3 separate regions of the Mus musculus genome follow, and regions 2 and 3 are each linked to region 1. A link is a loop called in an ENCODE intact Hi-C map of the cell type or tissue named here. Cell type or tissue: heart. All regions are shown on one strand.

Evidence for each region. A loop is a pair of places that touch in the nucleus more often than their neighbours do. Peaks named below come from ENCODE experiments on the same cell type or tissue, not always from the same donor. Only the 100,000 strongest peaks of a DNase experiment are listed, where the experiment ranks them.
Region 2: it touches region 1 in a loop (2.7-fold over the local background); 32 of 42 quality-filtered maps call a loop at or near these places.
Region 3: it touches region 1 in a loop (2.1-fold over the local background); 6 of 42 quality-filtered maps call a loop at or near these places.

The regions. Positions count from the first base shown.
Region 1 is chr12:8,767,315-8,775,314 of GRCm38, forward strand. It overlaps Sdc1 (syndecan 1), which reads left to right and starts at 4,082. Exons shown (of 5, transcript NM_011519.2): 1 at 4,082-4,387. The coding sequence starts at 4,322. Gm4755 (a long non-coding RNA gene) reads right to left here and starts at 3,957. Exons shown (of 3, transcript XR_381238.4): 1 at 3,651-3,957; 2 at 2,197-3,314. In heart, CTCF peaks have their summits at 1,495 (motif pointing right) and 3,685; DNase peaks (open chromatin) are centred at 3,957, 5,317 and 5,457; H3K4me3 peaks cover 3,044 bases; H3K27ac peaks cover 2,736 bases; H3K27me3 peaks cover 194 bases.
Region 2 is chr12:8,997,900-9,005,899 of GRCm38, forward strand. It overlaps Wdr35 (WD repeat domain 35), which reads left to right. Exons shown (of 27, transcript NM_001159527.1): 12 at 6,098-6,242; 13 at 7,864-7,933. Among named protein-coding and RNA genes, the nearest start is that of Wdr35, 28 kb to the left of the region's middle. In heart, CTCF peaks have their summits at 1,192 (motif pointing left), 4,309 and 4,522; no DNase peak of the experiment used is centred here.
Region 3 is chr12:8,861,628-8,869,627 of GRCm38, forward strand. No RefSeq gene overlaps it. Among named protein-coding and RNA genes, the nearest start is that of Gm33483, 14 kb to the right of the region's middle. In heart, no CTCF peak of the experiment used is centred here; a DNase peak (open chromatin) is centred at 3,404; H3K27ac peaks cover 610 bases.

The DNA.
Region 1 (8,000 bases):
TTTCCTCTGTCTTCTGACTCAGATGCTTAGCTAGCTCTTTAGGACCCACCCTCACACCTGCAAATAATACTTTATTTGCTCTCTTAGTACCTTTAACCCAGTGGAGTTGACATGAGAAATTAACTACCATAATTTATAATATTTCATTTCATAAATGAAAAGTAAAATAAATTAAAAAATAGAAAGGTTTGAGCATGATGGCCCAGTGGGTAAAGGCCAGTGGCTCCAACGCAAGTCCTGACAAATGGTAACGGGCCTGTTCTTCAGGCTTGAGGGAAGTTTATTGATTGAGGCTAAAAGCAACCCAAAGGCTCCACTTGCCTAGTGTGAAGCCCTGGATGTGCTCTCCCACACTGCATGTCCCACCTGTGGTGTCAGCACCTGGGAAGCTGAGGATGATGGGGAGTCCAAGGTCATTAGCTACATAGTATAGGCTAGCCTGGGGTACATGGGTCACAAAAAAGAAAAAAAAATAAGCACATTGTAATCCCAGCACTTGACAGACCAATGGGGGGGGGATTGCTGTGAGTTTAAGACAGCCTGGCCTACAAAGAAAAACCCTACCCAAACCCAAGAAAAATGAAACCAGTAATATAAATAGCTATTTTCATTTTAAATGCTCTAAAGACACAGCGTTAACACAAAAGCTCTCGTCTGTGGTTCCTATTCCCTCCTTCTCCCCCAGGTCTTCTTTAATGTATACTTTTTGTTTGCTTATTTGCTTGTTTTGGATTTTGGCTTTTAAAGACAGGGTCTCACTATGTAGCTCCAACTATTTGGGAACTCACTATGTAGACCAGGCTAGCCAGGGACTTATAGAGATCTACCTACCACTGCCTCCCAAGTGCTGAGACTAAAGGCATGTGACACTTTGCTTGGTTATTACAAACATTTTAAAAGAACATTTTGAACATTAATAGATGTATGTATATATATCACTCTATGTAGTATATATGTTAGACATTTTTCACTTGAGATACATATTTCATCTCAAAATAAGTTTTTTGTTTTTTTTTCTTCTTTTTAAATTTATTTTATTTTTTTTTTATTTATTTTATTATTATATGTAAGTACACTGTAGCTGTCTTCAGACACACCAGAAGAGGGAGTCAGATCTTGTTACGGATGGTTGTGAGCCACCATGTGGTTGCTGGGATTCGAACTCTGGACCTTCGGAAGAGCAGTCGGGTGCTCTTACCCACTGAGCCATCTCACCAGCCCCTTAAATTTATTTTTATCTTATGTCCATTGGTGTTTTGCCTGCATGTATGTGTAAAAGTGTCAGAAACTGAAGTTACAGACTGTTGTGAGCTACCATTGTTGTGGGTGCTGGGACTTGAACCTGGGTCCTCTGGAAGAGCAGTCATTATTCTTAACCACTGAGCCATCTCTCTAGCCCTCGTTTTTTAGTTTTTTTTTTTGTTTTGTTTTGTTTTTTGTTTTTTTAAGATTTTCTTATTTATTATATGTAAGTACACTGTAGCTGTCTTCAGACACTCCAGAAGAGGGCGCCAGATCTCGTTATGGATGGTTGTGAGCCACCATGTGGTTGCTGGGAATTGAACTCCAGACCTTTGGAAGAGCAGTCAGTGCTCTTAACTGCTGAGCCATCTCTCCAGCCCCGTTTTTTAGGTTTTTGAAGACAGGGTTTCCTGTGTAGCTCTAGCTGTCCAGGAACTAGCTCTGTAGACCAGGTTGGCCTCAAATTTAGAGATTTGCCTGTCTCTCTGCCTCTCGAGAGCTGGGATTAAAAGTGTGCAGCCCAACAATCTACTCAAAGTAGGTTTTGAAAAAGCTTTCCATATTAGGAGTTAACTAGCTTCATTTCAGAAATACTGCATGGAATTCAAATGTGGGACCATTCATAGCTACTTTGGTTTTCCTTCAGTGACAGGCATTCGGCATGCCTATTAGGGAAGTCAAATGGCCTGGAGAAGTCATCCTGGGTGAGAGGGCTAATGCATTTTCAGCTTGACAGACACTGTCAACCTATGCAGACAGTCTGCTCCAGCTCAGATGTCAATTGCATGCAGACCTGCAGTCAGACGCTAAGCTCCCTACCTACTCTCCATCAGCTTAGATGTAAGGGGTGCTGGAACAAAGGCTCTCTCTCTCTCTCTCTCTCTCTCTCTCTCTCTCTCTCTTTCTTAGAATTAGTATTCTATTTTATTTTATGTAAATTGGTACTTCACTTACATGTATGTCCGTGTGAGGATGTTGTATCCTCTGGTACTGGAGTTATAGACAGCTGTAAGTCGCCATACAGGTGCTGGGAATTGAACCCTGATCCTCTGGAAGAATAGTCAGTGCTCTTAACCCCTGAGCCATCTCTCCAACCTCTTGCATATTGAGGACAGGGAGGAATCACAAGCCATGTAGGGTGCCTGGGCTCTGAGGTCAACAGGACCATAGCCTCCTTTCTTTATGTGCCTTTCTTGGGGTCTCCCTATAGGAGTCGTCTTCGTTGCCTCTTTACTGTCTCATTGATCTGGGCTAAACTTATGCAGTTGGAAGGAAAGATCAAGCTGGTCATGTTTAAAACATGAAACAGCCTCATCAGTCCCTTCCTGTTCCCGTCTCCCCCCCCCCCTCCCGCCCCCATTTTGAGAGGACAGGAAGGTAAAATACCAAAGTGTCCTATTTTCCTCCAAATATCAGGCTCAAAGGACTGAAGAGCTGACTTCAGATCCCAAAGCCACTGTGTTAGGAGGCACCTGCTTTTTAGGTCCTAAGCCTTCCTGAGCCTTGCTATTGGGTATTCTTTACCAAGACCCTCAAGGATCTAGGCAAGAACTGGGCAGGATCTGTATGTAGCCCATAGTTAGACCTAGGGCAGCTGAGACGCCAAAAGGGAGAGTTTCCTGAGGACAAAAGTGTTCAAACACAACTGGGTGCTGGTTGTTGGGCTACTGCTGGAGGTGTGGTGTGTGTAAAGGAGGCTGTTGAATTCCCAGAAGGCTGGTTCCACAGTGTAGAGTCTACACTGGGGACTTCCCGAGACGCTGAGCCTCAGATCTAGCTTCTCAGTCCAGGCCAGCTGATGTGGGGCTGAGGAACAAGGATGGATGCCATCTATGGCCCCTGCCTTGCAGGTGCAAAGGGCCTTTGGCACCATCTACAGATTGAGGGCAAGACAGGGCTGGTTCTTCCTCCTTGCTCTCGCTGCTATCTGCCTCGCCTGTAGGCTCTCTGGGCTCCTTTTTGGACTGACACGTCTGAAGGACGTTGGAAACTGTGAGGTCCAGGCCCCATAGAGAATCATGAAGGAACAGGAATTCAACTGGAGCTCCGCAGCTGGTTAGGCCTGCGGTCACCTGGAAACAAAGAGGCCATTTATTTTTTCCTTTGGTCTTGGACAAGGAAGAGAAGGGGCTTTCTATAAATAGAAAGACAGCAAAAAAGAAAATAATAATAATAATAATAATAATAATAATAATAAAAACAATAACAAAGCCAGCTCTTCCAGACAGTGCTCATGTCTTTAAAGGTCTTTAAAGGTCTGGAGTTCCCAGCAATTAAGTAAAGGACCAAGACCTCAGGGGTCCCCTATCCTCAGCCCGTGGGGAGGTGGGAACCATACATCGATCCCTCGGTTTATATATAGCCTCATCGCTGTGGGGCTCCGAGGTTGCCCCCAAAATCTTGCTCACCTGGAGGACCCCTGGGTGTCCTCGCCCAGAGGGCGCTGCAGCCTCGCACGTAGAGAACTAACAATCGCCCTTCTCCAGGGCAGTGCCTCCGGACTCCGGACCAGGACATAGTAGCGAGTGCACCTGGGTCTCCGTCAGCTACGCATCAAGGAAGGTGCGACGCGGGAATTACAGATTGCCGGCACTCACCAGTGCTCAGGGGAGGAAGGTGGGACTCAGACCTGCAAGAGCTGAAGAGTGGGGTGGGCTTCGATCCTAGGAGGCGTGGAAGGGGGTGTGGCTGGATCCCTGGGGGGTGGGGCGCTCCAAGGGGCGGGGCAACCCAGGGGGCGGGGCCCGAGGGGTGGAGATTGGGACTACCCAGGCCCGCGGAGCTGGGGGTGGGCGGCTAGTTTTGCAACTGCAGAGCCTTTGGGTTTATTATAAGGCGGAGCTCCGCGGGAGAGGTGCGGGCCAGAGGAGACAGAGCCTAACGCAGAGGAAGGGACCTGGCAGTCGGGAGCTGACTCCAGCCGGCGAAACCTACAGCCCTCGCTCGAGAGAGCAGCGAGCTGGGCAGGAGCCTGGGACAGCAAAGCGCAGAGCAATCAGCAGAGCCGGCCCGGAGCTCCGTGCAACCGGCAACTCGGATCCACGAAGCCCACCGAGCTCCCGCCGCCGGTCTGGGCAGCATGAGACGCGCGGCGCTCTGGCTCTGGCTCTGCGCGCTGGCGCTGCGCCTGCAGCCTGCCCTCCCGGTGAGTGTGGCCCGGGGCAGGGCTGGGAGGCGGCGGGAAGCCGGGACTCGCCACTCGCCGATGCCATGCAGGCGGCAGCACGTGGAGGGGGAGGGGAGCGGGGACTTCTTCCCGCGCTGCCTGGCGGATCCTGGGATGGTGAGCCCTTTAATGAGGACTCCTGTCCCAATTCCTCTACGGTCCGTGGATGCCAGGAGGCTATCCCAGCTCGTGGTCCGGGCGTCCTGCAGAGTGGAACCTCCATTGGTTCCCCGCTCCCAATTAAGTAAAACGACTCCACATGGGTCTGAGTCCGCCGGCCTTAGGCGCTCCGCCGGCCTTAGGCGCCGCTTGGAGTTGCTCTCTCCCGTTGCTGTCTTGCTGGCCATCTCAGCGGCCTGGCCTCCGCCAGTGTCCCGGAGGGATGCAGTGGCCATGGCCACAACGCCTTTTCCATAGACCCTAATTCAAACCAGACTGCAGGCTGCACCCCCAGCGCCGCGGAGTCCGGGCGCTCGGCCCTTTGCACCGGGGCAAGTTTGGGCACAGCAGAGCCGGCGCGGGAACAGGGGGAAGCTGACGTTCGGGGTGGCGGGAGGGACGGGATTAAGGCTGTTTGTGGGACACAAGAGGGTGGCTCAGGGACCTTCGGTTTTTCTCTGGCTGCCCCAGGTGAGCCGGGCCGAGCTGGCAGCGGGAGGTTCCGGGAAGTTGGCTTCAGAACGCTGAAGACCCTAAGAACCCAACTTTGGGGTCGCTGAAGTTGTGCTGCCCCCGGAGGGCCTCCTCCGCATGGCCCGCGCGGGGGACCCTCCCCGCGAGTGGACCCCGGTACGGCTCTTCCCCTCCCCCGACTCGGCTTTGTGCTGAAGCCGCGCGTAGGGAAGGCGGGTCCCTTGGCCCGCCCAGTAGGGCCGCGGGGAAAGAGGGACGAACGTGGAGCTGGCGACTGGTGGGGGAAAGCTTCTGGGTAGGATGCAGCCATCCACCTTTGGTGGGGGTCGGTCTCTCTAATCAGCGGCTTGGCCGACAAAGAGCTTGGTCGAGGGTACCCCAGAAAGTGCTCTCCCGCCCCAGCCGCCGTCCGCTAGCCCGCCTTCCCCAACGGGGGCGCTTTGTTCTCGGCCCCTGTAACCCTTCCCTGGGAACCGCCCCGCAGCGCTGGTCCTTGACGTGGGCCGGGTCCTGGGTCGCCGCCAGGTGTCAGCGCTGCCCTCCGGGTGTCCACGCCCCTAGCCCCCGCACCCGCTGTGAAGTCCCGGGTGTCCTTTCCACTGGCGGCTTTGCCCAACCCCTGGAAGGCAGAGGCGAGGTGCGGAGCCTCAGGCTTTATCCCTCCCGGAAGTGGCAGTCTCCCACCGCCACATCTGGTCTGCTTAACTTCGATAGTCCTGGCAAAGGCAGACACGTGCACAGGGAAGGAGAGTTGAGCGCTGGTAGATACCAAGGTCGTGTACAAATAAAGTGGCACACGGACACGTCCCCAGTCACTGTTAATGGCATTGCCTTCGCTCCTTCCCAGGTGGCTGGTGCTCTCCATCACTCTGGAGCCCAAGAGAGGGCCTCCATAATTGTATTGCCCATGAGTTGGGGTTGTGTGGGGGCGCCAAATCAGGGTTCTCTGGGAGGGCTATGAATTCCGAACTGAGTCTCCTGTGCACTCCTGGCTTTAAGGTTCAAGAAATTGTTTGAGGGTTGTGGTTTTTGTGGGACTCAGATTATGCCTGGAATCATAGTTACCACTGTGGAGAAGAAAGTGGAGCTACTTAGCATGCCTCCCCGGCCCGCCTGGCATTACCTCCGGCTCTGTTCTCTAGGCCCAACGTGAGGCCTCACTGGGGCAGTACAGATGCAGTACTGAATTTCTTTCCAGCCAGGATCTGGAGAGGTGGTGTTCTCTTCCCTGGTGTCTTTAGAGAGGCAGATATTCCTGTGACCTAAGCCCCTCAAGCACCCATTAATAATGCTGAGTAGACAACTAGAGGTGGCGTTTTCCGGAACTTCCTGTGTGCTGGCCTGGGAGGTTGAACCCTCTAGGGAAACAGGTCTAGGAAGTAGAATTATCTCAATGGAAGGCTTCCTGGAGGAAGAAGATGAGCTGAGCCCCCAGGTCACTGTCTGAGCTTTAGGATCAGACTCCCACTTGGAGGCAAGAGTGTTCGTTTTACTTTTTTTTTTTAAGTTTGGTTTATTTTCTCTCTAACAGAAAACAAACAAACAAACAAAAAAAAACCCCACATTTGTTTAAAAGTGGGTGCATAAGAGTGAGGACATATTCAGAGCTTCCCCTTTTCCTGAAAAATGAAGGCAGCTGGGATTTACTTAAAATGAGAGCACATATCCACAAATTGCCAGAGAGCTGGTCCCTTTCTCAGGGCTCCCTAAGCTCCTGTGGGAAGCAGGTCAGACAGCCCTGGGGACCAGAGAGATAGGGAGTGCTTTTGGGTGCCTGCCTTTGAATGGGGAAGGGGGGGGGAGCTGCTGGGATCAGAGGCTGCTAGCAACTACTCCCCAGAGACTGAAGCAGGTTTGTCCCTCAGTGTCCTGTGGTCTTCTGTTTCTCCTATATAGAATAGGAGAAATGGTTATTTGCTCTGGAATAGTGACTTGCTATTTGTTCCCTTTCTTTCCTCTCCCTTACTGTAATCATTTGGACTAGTAGAGACACTTTCCCCAGGTCTGGCAGAATGGGAGGGAGTGGGGGAGGCCTGTGCTTGCATGATGTCACTGCTGGCTTCAGCTCTCCAGGGAGGGTGGAGTTGGTTGTAACCTACCTGTGGCTCTTGATGGGCCACAATAAAACCTCATTAACACACATTGGTAGGGAGAAGGGACTGGAAAGAATGATGGGAAAGATTGATGTTTTTCCTTTTTTTTTTTTTTTTTTTTTGGCAGTACTTTCTAGATCTCCCCTCCCCCTTGCTGCAGCAAAATTTTGGATTCCTGAAGTCCTTTGAGAATGTATAATGGTAGCCAGACTTTTTTTTTTTCAGTCAGCTCAAAATTGCCTCCTTATAAAGTATCCTTGGTTGTTTTTTGTTGTTGTTGTTGTTGTTGTTTTGTTTTGTTTTAAGACAAGGTTTCTCTGTATAGTCCTGGCTGCCCTGGAACTCAATATGTAGACCAGGCTGGCCTCAAACTCAAAGAAATCCACCTACTTCTAACTTTCAGTGCTGGGCCTAAAGGTGTAGGCCACCAAAAGTGCTCAACTTTTACAAAGCAGTCTTACTTTGAGCAGGATTCTGAAACCCTTATTTCCTTTCTGTTATCTTCAACAATACACTGCTAGGTGTATTTAGTCCCTCATGATGCTGGGCCTCCTCAAGTGGCGCCAGGTCAAGCAGTCTCCTGGTTTTTGGTGGCTCTGAAGAAGACTGTGTCCCAGTGACTGGCAGTTTGAATTCGGAGCTTCTCTTTTCCTTCTCAGTCTTTGGCAGGCAGAGTGACACTGGTGTGCCCAAGCCTGGAGCTTCTCTGTTTAATTCTAGTTTATTTTCTTTATCAGACTGAAAAACAAATCAGGTTGGTTATAATTCTTATAAACACGAAGGTCTCACCTTTGCGTAGCTCTCCGGCTGTGTGGGTCTGATGTCCCTCGGGAATCTCTGTTGAGGCTGCTGCAGTGTGTGTGCGT
Region 2 (8,000 bases), 230 kb after region 1:
TTGTTGTTTTTTTCTCTCAACACCAAAAGTCTTAATGTAGAGTCATTTGCTATATCCTGGGGTTAAACTCAAAGTAATTTTTATGCCAGGTAGACCATTTTTTTAAAACAAAATTAAACATAAATCCTTCCTCTTCGTTAAATGATAAATACTTGTATTTTTGAGTCTTAAACTTTTTGACGTTTAGTTTCCTTGGATGAAATTTTAACCAACAGTTCATCCATTGGCCCACAGCAAACAGATACGAAGACTCAACATTGTGTTTCATATATATCCCAGACAGTTCTCTTTTAAGATCCCCATGAAGTTTTCATGGAGTCGGGAAACTAACAAAAGCACCAGTTGTAGGAGAGATGCTAATCTGGAATGTCTGATTTGGGCTTTTGCTCTTTATCTTTCTGCTTGACAGTTTCTGTAAAAACCTACAGAAACTTTACATTATACAGAGTACGGATTCTGTACTCAGCAGGAGGCATTCTGTGGCCTCTTTAGGTGCTCTTCTGTGGAGCCAGGACATCACATCCCTTTATGACAGTTGTGAGCCACAGTGTGGTTGGCTGGGAACTGAACTAAGGAAGTGCAGCCCAGGTGCTTCACCGCTGAGTGACCTCACCAACCCCATAATCGATTTAGTATACTTCCTCCTAAGTCCTTCTCACCCTGCCTGTGACTACTACTTTCCTGACTGTGATTGTCTAACTTCTTAAAGATCTATGTCTAGCTGACTTTCATGTCCCCCATCCCCAACAGTGTGCTTGGCCCCGACAAATGTTTCTTGAGTGCATAGACAGTGTTTATGTCATGTCATCTAAATTGAAAGTGATTCTTTAGCAAATCAAAAATATATAATTTCAGACACTATAACAGTCCTTAGGGAAAATAAAGAGATTATGATATTCCTCATGGGATGTATAAATAAATCAAGTTTAGTTAATCAGTTGAGCAACACTTTACTGCTTCTGTGCTGAGTGCCATGTGCCCCAGGTATCATGCTGGTGACTGGGATAAATGGATGTGCGTGTATAAGTATGTCTTATAAGAAATAACTATACAGGGCTGGGGGCTGGAGAGATGACTTAGTGGTTAAGAGCACTGACTGCTTTTCCAGAGGTCCTGAGTTCAATTCCCAGCAACCACATGGTGGCTCACAACCATCTGAAATGGGATCCGATGCCCTCTTCTGGTGGGTCTGAAGACAGCAACAGTGTACTCATATACATAAAATAAATAAATCTTAAAAAAGAAAAAGAAATAAGTAGGCAGTTAAAAAGAAATGTGCCAGGCAGTGGTGGCCCACACCTTTGATTCCAGCACTCAGAAGGCAGAGGCAGGTGGAACTCTCTGAGTTTGAGTCCAGGTTGGTCTACAGATGAGTTCCAGGACAGCTAGGAATACATAGCTGTCTCAAAAATTGAGAACAAAGGAAATCCCTCTAAGTATGTCCTTAGGTGGCATGTAAGGAGAGGATAGCACTGAGAGAGGGAACAAGGCACAGAGTACCCGAGAGTACCAGCCTGCCTGTGCAGCAGTCATTTTGGTGGGTTTCTAGTGATGGTTTCCATGTATTTCTGAGAAGGCTAATTTGATGACAGCATTCCAGTTTTCCAGCTCTTTAAAGTGCTAAGAAATGAATAAGTGGCAAAGCAGGGAAACCATTATGGATGCAGGAATTTATTCAGCCCTCAGCATTAAAATATTACAAGCAGGTTTTTCCTAAATGTGAATTCCTAAATTGTTTTAAATGATTTTACATCTGGGCTTGGCTGTTAACGACTGCCTATTAGTGCTAAGGCTCATTTGAGGGAGGCATTGTTTCTTACATTCTCTCCGCACTAATCTTTCTGCCTAGTTTGAAACTTGTTGCATGTGTATGTTGTATGTGTGTTTGTGCATATGCATGTTCACATGTGTCGGCACACACGTGTGTATGTACGTTGAGGTCTGAAGTTGAAGTTGGAGGTCTTCCTCAATCTCATTCTACTTTAATTTATTGAGGCTGAGCCTCTTGCTAAACTTGGAGTTCTATCTCCTAAAATGTTCCTTTGGGGCTGGAGAGATGGCTTAGCAGTTAAGAACATGGGATGCTCTTCTAGAGAACTTGGGTCTAATTCAGTTCCAGGGGATCAGATGTCCTTTTTTGGCCTCAAGGTGCACCAGGTATGTACGTGGTGCACAGTCATACATGCAGGCAAAATACCCATATACATAAAAAGAAATAAATCTTTAACAAAGTTTACCTTCATTTTCAATATGCTACTTTAATTAATATTTTGATCATGTTTAACCTCCCACCTTGCCCCAATGACTTCTACTTCTCACTTCCAACTTTATCCTTCTGTTTTGTTTTAATAACCTACTGAGTTCAACTTGTACTGTCCATATACTCTTGGGTGTGAAGGTGTCCACTGTAGAGTAGCTCACCTACCATACTAAGATACCTGACTCTCCTTCCTACAGAAGCCATCGACCATCAATCATTCCTTAGGAATGCAGAGTCCTGGGCCCCGCCCCCTCCCACACTACAGTGTTGATTGGCTTGGTCTTGAGCAGGTCTTAGGCAAGCACAGCTGCTGTGAGGCCATGCCTGCAGCGGGCCTGCCATGTCCAGAGGACACTGTTTTACTTTGGTCCTTTTCTGACCTCTTCTCTGATGGTCCCTGAGCTTTGGGGCGGGACTATATGGAGATCACATCTAAGGCTGGTGTGTGGGATTGAATTGATGATCTCTTGTGGCTGAGGACTCCATGAACACTTATTCTCTGTATTTTGATTAGTTGCGAATTTCTGTTCACTGCACAGAGAAACCAACGATGGAGCGCTGTCATAGTTTATGAGTATGAAGAGAAGTGCTCTATGGGTATGAATTCAGAGGACAATTTGTTGTTATGTCCATTTAGTAGCATAATAACATTAGGTCTATCCCTAGGTTTGCAGACTTCCTAACCAGATTTTTAGTACCAGTGCTCCTCTGTGGATCAAGCAGCAGTTTGTTAGCCTGCTACCATCTGTGTCGCTGTTACATCATGGGTACATGCCAATCATTAGTGTAGCTCACGGGTTCACAGCTGGGTGAGGCTGTCCATGCCTCTCCCTCAGCAGCAACTACAAGGTACAGCAGCACCTTCTAGTCCTGTGAAAGCTTGTAGGAGCAAAGAGGCTTCCTGGTCATTACCAATGGGCTTCTTCATGTCCTGTGCTCAAACTGTGTATTACCTTTACCAATAGAGCCCTCCTATCAAACTGTGATTGGCGACCTCATCTTCATTTACTTATACATTTAGTTGGACTTTAATTCATCTTTTAATGAAAGTCTATCAGAATTTATACGATGGCATTATGTTCCCATTTGAATTTATCGAGAGTGCTAGTACATTAATTGAAAGTATTTTCTGATATATATTTATATTTATTCTGAGTATTTTACATTATAAAAATTCATATAGAAAATGAAAATAAAAACAGTGATACCTACCATGCCTAATGGGTCCTGATGTTTATTGAGGGCCATTCTACTTCAGCGATTCTGAGCACAGATTCAAGAGCCGTAGAGGACCTGAGTTTAAGTCCCACTTGCCCACTGTCTAGCTGTATAACATAGATAAGTTATAATTGCTTCATAACCAGGTAGTTTTTTTTAAACTGATAACTAATGATAGCACTGTCCGCCTTATACAGTGGCTGTGAGTTAATGCATATAATGTGTTTACAAGAGTGCTTGCATGTATTTAAAATTATTAAGCATTTAAAATTACTAAGCATGTACCGTGTTATCCTTTATTTTCTCTTTTAATCCTTAAAACAGTTCTATAGAGCTGATATTGTTATTTTCAATTGGCAGGTAAACTGAGGTTCAGAGAGAGAAACATAATTGTTAACATCATAATTATGAAGTGTTTGCAATTTGAATCCAAGAAGCCCGACTTGTCTTTTGAACCAGTAACATTTTAATTTTGAATTAATCAGGATAGCAATAAATTCTCATATTCATGAAGTATTAAGAATAAAGAACATGGGGGAGTGGAAAGTGTGATCAGAATAAATTGTATGGAAAAAAAAGAATAAAAGGACATGAATGTAACTCATAATTGTAATTAAACACTGGTTGAGAAATATGCTTTGGAAATGTCATATTTTACCAGGAAGCAGTAAAGGTTGGTGAACCTCAAACCAATTAGAGTGCAATTACCAGAATTGAAATATTCATGGTGAATTTACTAAATATTTATTAGATTTAGTAAAGTCAGTGAGAAGACAACCTGGCTGGCTTTAGCACCCTCTGGAGGTTTGGCTGCCATTTCACCAGGCTTTGATTTTGTGCAAGGCAATGAAAGCTTCGTGCTCCCTCTAGAGGTCACTAATAGTATATGATTTGCTTTGAACAGAAAAACTTTGAAAGCCTGAAATTAAAAAAAAAAAAAAAAAAAAAAAAAAATCCGACACAACTTTATTGAGTTTGAGTTCCTGAGTTGTCAATCTACTCAGTTAATAGTACGCTGCCAGGGGGAGCGTCTACTGTTCAGTTTCTAAGTGTCCTGCTGCCAAAACATGCCCCTGGCTAGTTGTGTGACAAACGTCCAACACTGGCCTCATTGCTTTGCAGTATAAGCAGAAACAGTTCACAGTGTTTGATTATTCATGAGCTCAGAAAAGAGAGTAATGCCCCTTACAGAGAGCTGCTTTGCTTTCATATATTTTGTTTGCATATTTAACTTTATCTTAGTATTATTCTATGAGTTTAGGTGATTATTTTACTGTTTAGTCTCCCATCTTTTAATCCACTGTTGGAGTTGCTGAGGCGCTTTGCTTCACAAAAGCATACCCAAGAGGTGGTCAGTGACATGTCTGCCTAGCAGCATGACACTTGGGCTGTGTCTTCTCGTTTGCTAAGTGAAGTGGAAATGCAGTACAAATGAGAGCAAGAACAAAAAGATAAATGTTTAGATCTGGCTGTAATTGGTACTGAGGAGGGGAGAAAGAGATTGGGTTCAACAGCTGGTGGATATCTGAGTTGTTTCCACATGTTGGGTCTATGTGGAACACTGTTTTGAGCACCTGACTGTAAATTTGTGTGTGTGTGTTTGCTTCTCTTAGACATACACCGTGGAGCAGAATTGCTAGGTAATGTGTAACTCTGTAGTCAACATTTTGAGAAACTTTGGAAGGTTCTTTTAGAGTATTTTACATTTTCATTTTTTTCTCTATGCCCTGATCAATTCTTGCCTTACTTTTTAAAATTCTAGCTATGCTAGTGAGGATCATGTGACATGCCAGGTAGCTTCCATGTTCAGTGAGGATCATGTGACACGCCAGTTGTAGCTTCCATGTTCAGTGAGGATCATGTGACACACCAGGTTTTGGTGGCTAATGATGCTGGTTATGTTTTCATGAGTATTTGTGTGTCTTATTGGAGAAGTGTTCACTTAGATTCTTTGCCTTCTTAAAAGTTTTTCTTTTGTTAAATATTTTTTTGGACAGTCTTATATGTATGTTTATAACCATTAATTCCTTATAAGATTCAATTTCTTTATTTTTGTTACATCATTTTTGGTGTCATGCCTAAGGCATCAACTGTTGCCTAACCCTGACTCACAAAGATTTACTTCTGGGGCTGGAGAGATGGCTCCGTGGTTAAGAGTGTTGGCTGCTCTTTCAGAGGACCTGGGTTCAATTCCCAGCAATTATGTGGTTCTAACTCGAGAGGATCTAACACCTTCACATAGACACATATGCAGGAAAAACACTCATGCACATAAAGTAATAGACTACTTAAAAGGCTGCTCCTCTTTCTTTCCGTGACACTGAGGATTGAGTGACTTCTCCCACGCGGAGCAAATGCGCTTCCACTGACCCCTATACTCGTAAGGACTCTTTAAAAAGGCCTGGGGTTTTAGCTCTTGATCCTTGTACATCGCAGATCCATTTTACTTAATATTTTTTGTGTGATCCTAGTAACTTTAGATTCTTGCCTGATTTGAGAGACTGTCTGTGCATATTTCAAGACTGGGTTTATTATTTCTAAAATGAGGAGTTGGGCTCAGTGGTGTGAAGTTGTTTCTGTGTAACTATAGCTTAGCTGTCTTTCTGTTCCTTTTAATAGTACCATTATTTGTTGCAATGACCAAAACCCATGTGATAGCAGCTTCAAAAGAAGCATTTTATACCTGGCAATATCGTGTGGCAAAGAAGCTCACAGCACTGGAAATTAATCAGATCACACGGTCTCGAAAAGAAGGAAGAGAAAGGTATGTTTTTTGATATATATTTAATAAGCAACTATACCGTATTGGATCCAGACATAGTTAATTATCTATTGCCATTCTTGAGAAATATACATTGCCTTGATTAATAGAAGTCCTTTTTTTTTTTTTTTTTTTTTTTTTTTTTTTTGGTTTTCTGAGACAGGGTTTCAGGGTTTCTCTGTATAGCCCTGGCTGTCCTGGAACTCACTCTGTAGACCAGGCTGGCCTCGAACTCAGAAATCCGCCTGCCTCTGCCTCCTGAGTGCTGGGATTAAAGGCGTGTGCCACCACAACAGGCTCATAATAGAAGTACTTTTGTTTAATTTGAATATCTTTTAAAAGGATCTATTTAAATTTATCAAAGTAAAAGAAAGTTGGCATGGTGTAAACAAAACAGATTTTTTTTTTGATATTGATAAAGACTGGAAATCTGTGAGGATTTATTTGGTTAGGAAATAGCTGTGTGACCTACTCCACATAGTAGTGGTACACTGAAATTACTGTCATTCAGTTAAAAAATGAGTATCTTACTGAAGCCTCATTCCCATAGGTTAGTTGTATCGGGGTCTTTCTAGGAGGTGACCCTAGCATCAATCAGAAGTAGATGCTTGTCCTTACACACAGGCATAGAGATGCTTGCCCTTACACACAGGCATGGAGATGCTTGCCCTTACACACAGGCATAGAGATGCTTGCCCTTACACACAGGCATGGAGATGCTTGTCCTTACACACAGGCATGGAGGTGCTTGCCCTTACACACAGGCATGGAGATGCTTGCCCTTACACACAGGCATGGAGATGCTTGCCCTTACACACAGGCATGGAGATGCTTGCCCTTACACACAGGCATAGAGATGCTTGCCCTTACACACAGGCATGGAGATGCTTGCCCTTACACACAGGCATGGAGATGCTTGCCCTTACACACAGGCATGGAGATGCTTGTCCTTACACACAGGCATGGAGGAGGGCTTTAGGGAGAGGTGAACTGGGCATGTGGCTTCTTTCCAAAGACTTGGATTCCAGGAGTCTACATTGGAGTGGTTCTGGTAAGTGGGCATAAAGAGGACTCTGCCATTCAGACACATGAGGACAAAGGGACTCCTGAAGTAAGCTTCAACATGAAGATGTGTAAATGTGTTTGGTAAACAACAGGAAGTTCTGTATGAAGTTATTACTTCACAATCCTGAAGTTGTAGTGGACAGGAGGATAAGGCTGGAGGATTCTGAGTTTGAGACATACCAAGGCTACTTAGAGAGAGACTATAAGCAAGCAAGCAAGCAAACAAGCAAGCAAATAAATTAATAAACGGACAGTTACTCTTGATCAGCAGTCAGGCAAAAATCTCACAGCTTAATGGATTTTATTGGGACTGCATAGCTTGGTTGTTCACAGTGGGGATGGCTTTGTTGAACAGATGACTTATATAGCTCTAAATCTTCGCTGGGTAGTTTCTCCTTTTGTGAGATTCAGCCATATCAAGAACTCTTTAAAAAAAAAAAATCAGGGTTTTCCTGTTAGATAAGAATGTTCACTGTAGTCGTTCAGTCCTTAGTTGTAGAGATCATGAAGCAATATAACCCTCCCTTTCTTCACGCTTGTGGTTTGCTCTTTCTAACAGAATTTATCACGTTGATGATGTCCCTTCCGGATCTGTGGATGGGGTGTTTGATTACAGTAAAGCCATTCAAGTAGGTGGTTTGATTTTCGTCAGCGTTACTGTCTGAAGATAAGGAAACGTAATTTTATTAGGGACTC
Region 3 (8,000 bases), 94 kb after region 1:
CAGAACTCCGAAGGCTTAGCTAGTAGAGTAGGGGCAGCAGGTTCAGGGCTGGCTTCTGTTGTGAGGAGTAGACAGGGTTGTGGACCTAAGTACCAGCAGAACGCTCTGGGGGCCATGGGGTCAGAGTCTCCGGACAGACTGTGGCTCTAGTCAGATTGAGAGTCTATGGTCAATCTGGCTTCTACATGCTTGCTTTTCTTAAGTTCTTCTTTGTGCCTCCCTCCCCCTCTCTCCTCTCATCCTCCCCCTCCCGCTCCCCTTCTCTTGTTTTGCACAAAATCCTCATGCTAGAGAATTTCCCACATAGTCAATCCCTTCTCAGTCATGGCAGAAGCCAGACATGCCCCACAGCCTCCTTAGGGAAGACCATGGGGACAAGACAGTACTGTCTCAATGTTGATGAAGAAGAACGCAAGGGTTTTCTTTAGATAGTGCGGTATGAAGGCCTCTGACCCTTCAGTGTAACAGTAGCAGAATTCTGGTCTAGCCACATAGTGGAACAGTGATAGTGCAGCTCCTAGCCTGTGGCTGCAGAATTCTTGGCTTCCTAACCTCCAAGTCAATCTTGGGCCTCCCAAGGACTCTGAGCTTCCTAATGACCTTGACCACTCATCTAGAGTGGATTGAGTTGTGGTCTACCTTCCTTTTTTGCAGAAGTCTGTCACTCAGAAAAACTCACTGGGTAGAAAGAGATGGCAAAAGGAAGCCCGGCCCTAGCAACAGGTTTTAGAAAGGCTGGGAACTCTGGGGATGTAGCCTGGGGGCAAAAGTGCTTACCTGACTGCTGTGCAACACTGGGTTCTATCCCCAGCGTTGGGGAGCATAAAGCAAGACTTCTTCTCTAACGGTCCTTCCAGCTGCTCCTGCGTTTATGGACCACGCCCACACTCAGCACCTCATTTGTTCCATGGGTGACCCATGTTTTAGTTTGGGTGCCTTCTGTGTCTCAGGTGATAATGGATCATATGGTAATTAATTTAAATGGTACAGAAAGCGAGTCTCTGTTACACAGGAAATGAAGACACTAAATGTGCCTCAGGGTGGTTTGGGGATGGTTAGGGCTGTTTGTCTGTCTTCTGCTTCCAATATTCTGCTGCCGGTTGAAGTTTCTTCTCTCCCTCCTGGCCTTATACTACACCACATATCAGGTGCCCTGAGATCTTTTGCTCCCTAAAGAACACCATGACAAGGTGGAGACCATCCCACAGAGCAGAAGTTTGGGAGCAATAAAGCGAGAGAATTGGTGACAGCAAACCATCTTTTCCTTTAAGCTTAAAAGAAAATCCTCTCACTTATTTTGATTTATGTGTATGAGGGTTTTGCCTGCATGTATGTCAGGGCACCATGGGTGTGCCTGGTGCCTAAGGAGGCCAGAAAGGGGTGCTGGATACCCTTGAACTTTTGTGAGACACCACGTGGCTCCTGAGAATCGAACTCTGGTCCTCTGGAACAGTGGCCAGAACTCTTAACTGCTGAGCCATCACTTCAGCCTTGCTTGCAGAAGTCTTTGTCTAAAGATCCCCTTCTGTGTGCTTGGCAGGAGATTGGAAAGATCACCTTCTCTGCGCTTGCAGCTTCTGTGGCATGGGGCTATTTTCAACTCCTGCCAATGGTCTTTTCTTCTGCAATTTCTGTTATTTTAGCATTAAATTGCCTGGATTGATGCTCTTATAGTTTAAATATTTCTTTTTCCCTCTTCCCTCCCCTCCTTTTCCCCTTCTACCTCCTTTCTCCCTCCTTTTTTCTTCCCCTGTCCTTCCCTCTCTCTTCCCTTCCTTCCTTCACCTATCACCTCCCTTCACCCATGCCCTCTACATAGGGTCTAAGAAGCCCAGACCAGCTGCAAACTCGCTCCCTCCCTGAGGATGACCTTGAACTTCAGACCCTCCTCCCACTTCTACTTTCCATGTCTGGGATTCCAGGTTTACACCATAAGCCTGACTTGTGATGTGTAAGGATGGACCCCAGGGCTTCTTGCATGCTAGGCAAACATTGAATGACACCCCTAATCCTATTTTTAAATCTCCCCTACTTTCCATCTTTTGGTTAGTTTGTCCTAATTACTAGATCGCCTGAACCTTATCTCCTAGCACCGCTGTTTCATCTGCCAGGGTTTTTAGTTGACAAGGGTGTTTGGCTTTTGTTCTTAGCATGTTGATTGTTATATTATGCCAGGCTAAGGTAGGGTTTGCCAAACACAGACTGCACTGGGGAGGGACCTGGGCAAGTCTTTCAGTGAATTCCCAGAATGAGGACTGAAGGTTTCCTCCCAAGCTGGCCAGATTTTTCACTCTGTGTCTAGGGCATTCAGTGTTCACCCCTCAGCTGAGCTTAACACCCCAGAGAGGGGAAGCAGAAGGGATCTAGGAACAAAAGAGCTTCCTGCTCTTCCTCCTCCTTTGCCTCTTCCTCCCCTTTCTCTTCCCCATCTTCCTCTTCCTCCTCTCTCTCCTCTTTTTCTCTTCCCCCTCTTCCTCTTCTCCCTCTTCCTCTTCCTCTCTTCTTTCTCTTTAACTGTCTCCTTCTCGCCCTTTTCCTCCCTTGTGCTAGGGCTAGAGCCCAGGGCCTTTCATTGGACAGGGAGGTGCTTTTCCACTGAGAGGCATTTCAGCCTCTGTAACTGTATCTCTCATTTGAACTCCCTTCTTTACCCTGCTACAGGGATTCTGACCACAACAGGATAGAATTCAGATTGCACCCATTCTAAATCCCCTCCCTAGCTCAGTCTTCTTCCTCCTCCTCCTCTTCCTCTTCTTCCTCTCCATCATCTCCTCCTCTCCTTTGCCCCTCTCCCCCACGTTTCCCTCATTCTCATGGTTTATGATCTTTTAAAGGTCACCGTTGTCACTGCAATGAGATGTCAGGAAAGGGATTAGTGTGTGCTAAGCTACCCTTTTAACTGGAAGCCTCAAGTATCCCTCCTCTTCAGTCCCAGCATCCTGAAGTGAGGGGGTTTCTCTCCTACCCAGTCTTCTCAAACGCCACTTCCCTGTCACTCGGGAACCTCCAACTCAACTTACATTGGGTCACGTCTGTCTTCTTCCCAGTGGTTCCACAGCCTATCTGAAGCGTGCGCATAGAACGGAACAACCAGCAGGAACTGGAAATCTCTAGAGGGGTAATTGTCCTGTCAGCAGAGGTCCAGTGGGCCTCACTAATATGATTAAGTTAAGGACCCTGAGCTGGTGAATCATTCTAGGTTGTCTAGTGGCCCAGAGAAATCACAAGGATCCTCCGTGAGGTGAGCAGGAGGATCAGAAAGAGGCAAAAGGGAATGTGCAGAGGTCAGAACACAGGAGATGTGAGGATGCTGCTCTTGGGTTCTGAGAGGAAGGGAGGGGCCAGAATCAGCTCACCACGGAGCTGTTTAAACCTTGGAAAAAGCAGAAGTGGGCAGGATTGTAACCCTTCTGGCATCCTGGTTTTACCCATACGGACCCATTTTGAAATGTCTGACCTCCAGAAATGTGAGTCACTGATTTTGAGCTGTGACACAAGGATATGGGTGGTTGGTTGCAGCAATCATAAAAACAGTATAGCAGCTGTGGGGCTTCCAAGAAGGGGCTGAGGTACTTGGAGCCTAGCTTGAGTGAGTGGGATGTGTGACACAAGCCAGGCAGGTTGCAGGGATTACAGGCCATCCTAAATCATAAACATTGGCCTAAGGCTGAAGGTTCCTGGTTCAGGGGCCTGCTGGGGAAGACAGGATAAGAGAAATGACAAGGGAGGGGTGGTTCAGGGGCAGGGACAGAGCCTGGGAAAGTAGGGCCTGGAGACCTGAGACGCACAAAAGGGCAAATTCCTCTCCTTTCCTGCCTCACCCAGCAGTGGGGTTAAAGGCCCCAAAGGGCCACCCAAGATAAGAGAATGACTTAGTATAGACAATAAATTCTGGGAAGGTTCCCAAGGGCTCAGCTTGGAATAATTGGCCTCCTGTGTGCTCAGCCACATGACCACACACACACACACACACACACACACACACACACACACCCTGCCCTACCTGAAAGTGTTCTAACATACTTAAGACCTTTGCCTTATCCATCTCCTTTCTCACGATCTTGGGAAGGATGCTAACCTCTGGAAGCCGCAGAACCCAAAGCATGACCCTAGGGGATTCTTCTGACGCCAGGGCTTCCAATGACAGCTCCCTTTAGGGTGCCCATGCCAAGGATCCAGAGATAGGTCAGAGGTCAGAATCCTGACCAGAGATGTGCAGCCAAGGGATGCTCAAGGGATGCTCTAGTCAGTTGTGCTGAAAGATGACGATAGTTCAAGTCTTAGCGTCTGGGGTGTGCAGCACCCTGCTCTCCCCTCCACTTTGCCATGTGGGATCCCCTGGAGTTCTCTCTTGCTCACTCAGAACCTGCTCTGCTCACCCCTCTTCAGATACCTGGTTCTCCCAGCCACACACCATCTCTTTTGTTCTGCCTGGCATCGCAATCAGCCTTTCTAAGCACATCAACAGACACCCATTCCTTTCTTTCCATTTTTTGTTGGTGTGTTTTGTTTTGTTTTCTTGAGACAGGGTCTCTCTGTGTAGCCCTGGCTGTTCTGGTGCTCGCTCTGTAGACCATGCTGGCCTCGAACTCACAGAGATCCTCCTGCCTCTTGACAAGAATCTCTCAAATGCTAAGGTTCTGGAGCCGGAGTATGATTCTTGGCTCTGCACCTCACCAGCTGTGCACCTCGTCGGTTGAGATTCTGTGAAAGGCAAGGAGCAAGAGAGCCCATCCTACTCCAGCAGACTGAAGCAAATATGGTTTACGTGGGATCCTGCCCCTGAGACACTCTGTGCTGAACTGTGGGCAAGCCGCACTCAGGATTCGGATAACGGGACCCAACCTAGGCTTCTTGCTTTCCACCTTCAGGCTCCCTTCCCTCTGTGAGTGTCCTCTCAGACATACTCTGCCCTCTGTAGTCTCAACATAGCTGTGCGTAATCCTCACACAGTATGCCACCTTGCCAAGTTATGTATTCACATTTAAATGCATATAACACATAAACCTAAATAAATTTAAATCAATTCTGTGTTGTATAAAATGTAAGAAGATTTATACTATTTATTCATTGTACAATATTATCCTATATGTTTACATATTTAAGATGGATATATTTACATACTATGCTGGTTGGGTTTTGTCAGTTTAATATGTGTGAGAAGAGGAAATTCCTAATGGAGAAGAATGCCTCCATAAGATTGTCTGTCCACAAGCCTGTGGATTAGTGAATGATGGGTGGGGAGGGCCTGGCCCATCGTGAGCAGTGCCACCCTAGGACAGGTAGTCCTGCGGTGTCTAATGAGGCAGGCTGAGTAAGCCATGAGAAACAAGCCAGTCAGTAAGCAGCACCCTCCATGGTCTCTGTATCAGCTCCTGCCTGCAGGTTCCAGACTTGAGTTCCTGCCCTGACTTCCTTCAGAGATGGTTTGTGATGAGGGACTCTAAGATGAAATAAACCCTTTCCTTCCCAAATTATTTTTGGCCATAGTGTTTCATCATAGCAATTAAAAATGTTAATTAAGGTTATGCAAAATATGCTAGTTATATTAAATAATTTTGAATTTTTATAAATATTAAACATAGTTAAAAGAGAAAAGGGGAAATTAGTTATTTTGTCAAAGATCAAGCATGAAATGAAGTGTTATCCTCCTCTTCCTCTTTTTTTTTTTTTTGCTGCCTCCTCCTCTAGCTCCTCGAGGCTGCCTGGGTTTTCTGGCCACAGCAAAGGGCTATGCTAATTGTAGATTAGAAGGAAAACTTGATAAAGCTCTATCATATGTTTTTAAGAGTTAGGTGTTAGATACCAGGTAGATAAAACTAATATGAATCTGTCCTTAATCCAACATTTCTGTGTCTATGTATACATGAAAAATAATTCATATACATGATTATTTATGATATAATATTTGTAATAGTAAGCAATTTAAAAATCAGTATCCAGCACTATAGGCAACTGGCTGACCAGAGCATTTCTATGCTAATACTATGCAGTTGACTGGAATGTTCCTCGTGATTTGGAATGAGCTTCAAGGTGTCAAATGAGAAAAGGGATGACTATTGTGTGACCACTCATGTAAGAGAGTGTGTGCCTGTGTGTATGTGTGCATGTATGTGTACAAATTTGTTAAGATAGTAAGTAAGATAGGGTGTTCCTCTGGGGAGGCGCATGAAGTAGACCTTTGGAATTTGACACTCTTTTAAAGCACTTCAGAATAATGAGAACAAATACCTGAGTGAATGAAGCAGTTGTTGTAGACTCTGGCTGTGATGACATGAGGTGACTTCCGTTCCATTACTCCCATCCTTACTATGCTCACCCCTGCCCAAGACAGACTTAGTGCTTCTCTGAGCCCTCACAATACAGAGCACATACCGCTATCCATTTGTGTCATAACTGTCTGTTTCTATGCCTGTCTGCTCTACTGGACCACACACAACTCCAGGGAAAGCTTTCTGCCTCTAACAGGCCCTTGGCATGTAATGGGTAGGAATCCATAAATGACTGATGGATTCACAGGAATACATTAAGGAGAAGAGCAAAGTCTTTTTTCTAGAAGTCCCTGGGCCCATAGTGTGAGAAGCATCGTGTAGGAACATTTCAGTGACAAGAGCCTGCACTGGACAAAGACACTGTACTCTGGAGGGTTGTGGGAAAGGTATCTGACATGGTTTGAATCTGAAAGTCCCACAGGCTCATGTATTTGACCAATTGGTCCCCAGCTGGTAGTGCTGTCTGTTACAGCTGTGGAAACTTTAGGTGTCAGGTCCTAGCTGGAGGGAGTCGGCTGCTGAGAGCTGGACCTCTTATGGCCCAGTCTCAGTTCTGATCCAAAGCTGTCCAATTCCTGATCCATGGAGATGTGAGAAAGTACCCTCATGTTCCTGCCATCACAGCTAAGAGCTAGTTCCAGCACCCAGTCTTCTCTGCCATGATGGATGGTTTGTTCTTGAACAGTGAGTTGAAATCAGTCTCTCTTCCCCACTGAAAGTAACTAAACCAATATCCTTGAGCCAGCCGAGATAGAGTCACAGCTAGGAGGTGGTGTCCAAGCATCCCAAAAGGTGTCGGTTGCTAAGGATGAAGCATAAAGGTTGCAACAGAGGGATCCCGCATAATAAGGCAGGGAAAATAGGGGAAACCCAGACTTGCCTGGGCAGGCAGGTAAAGCTGCTCGCTTGATTCACTTCTCCCTGAGGCAGGTTGAAGGGCATGACCTTTTCCTACTGAAACGCAGGCCTTAGCATCAGAATCCTGCTGGGAAGTGTCAAGGACACCAGAGCCTAACCTTCAGCGGCTTGGTCAACTCACAGAGGTGGAGCTGGGCAGCCAGCCAGCCCCCTGCATCATTCTCCAGCTCAAAGTCACCTTCAAGGAGTACAGACAACAACAACAACAACAACAACAAACAACACCCTTGGCCTACCCGGTCTTCCAAGGAAGGTTCTATTTGGGAGCTCCAAATTCATCGCTGCAGCCCAGTGGTTTTCAATCTGTGGGGGTCGCATATCAGATATTTACATTCCGACTTGTAACAGTATCATTATAGCTAGGAAGTAGCAATGAAATAATTTCATGGTTGGGGTCACCAAAACATGAGGAACTGTATTAAAGGGCCACAGCATTAGGAAGGATGAGAACCACTGAGCTAGCATAAATGGCTCAAGGGACTCCACAGGATTCTTGGTTCCTGTTACAAGAGAACAGAGCAATCATGTGTAACATCTGGATGTGCTATTTCCCTACTGTGAAACTAACTCAGTGATAGGAACACTGGGCTTAGCGTTATCTCCTGATAAACAAGCTGAACACATTCTTTATACTGGAGCTTAAGAAGTGTGAAGTATCAAAGGGAGGACTGTTATTCAAGGCAGAGGTCCTTGAGTGCTATTGATTTGGGGTTTTGTTTGTTTGCTTTACCACCCCAGTTGTGCTAATAACAACAGAGCCTGCTCCCTTATGCCCATCCCCTGCAGTGGAGCTGGCCCGCCGGAGAAGTA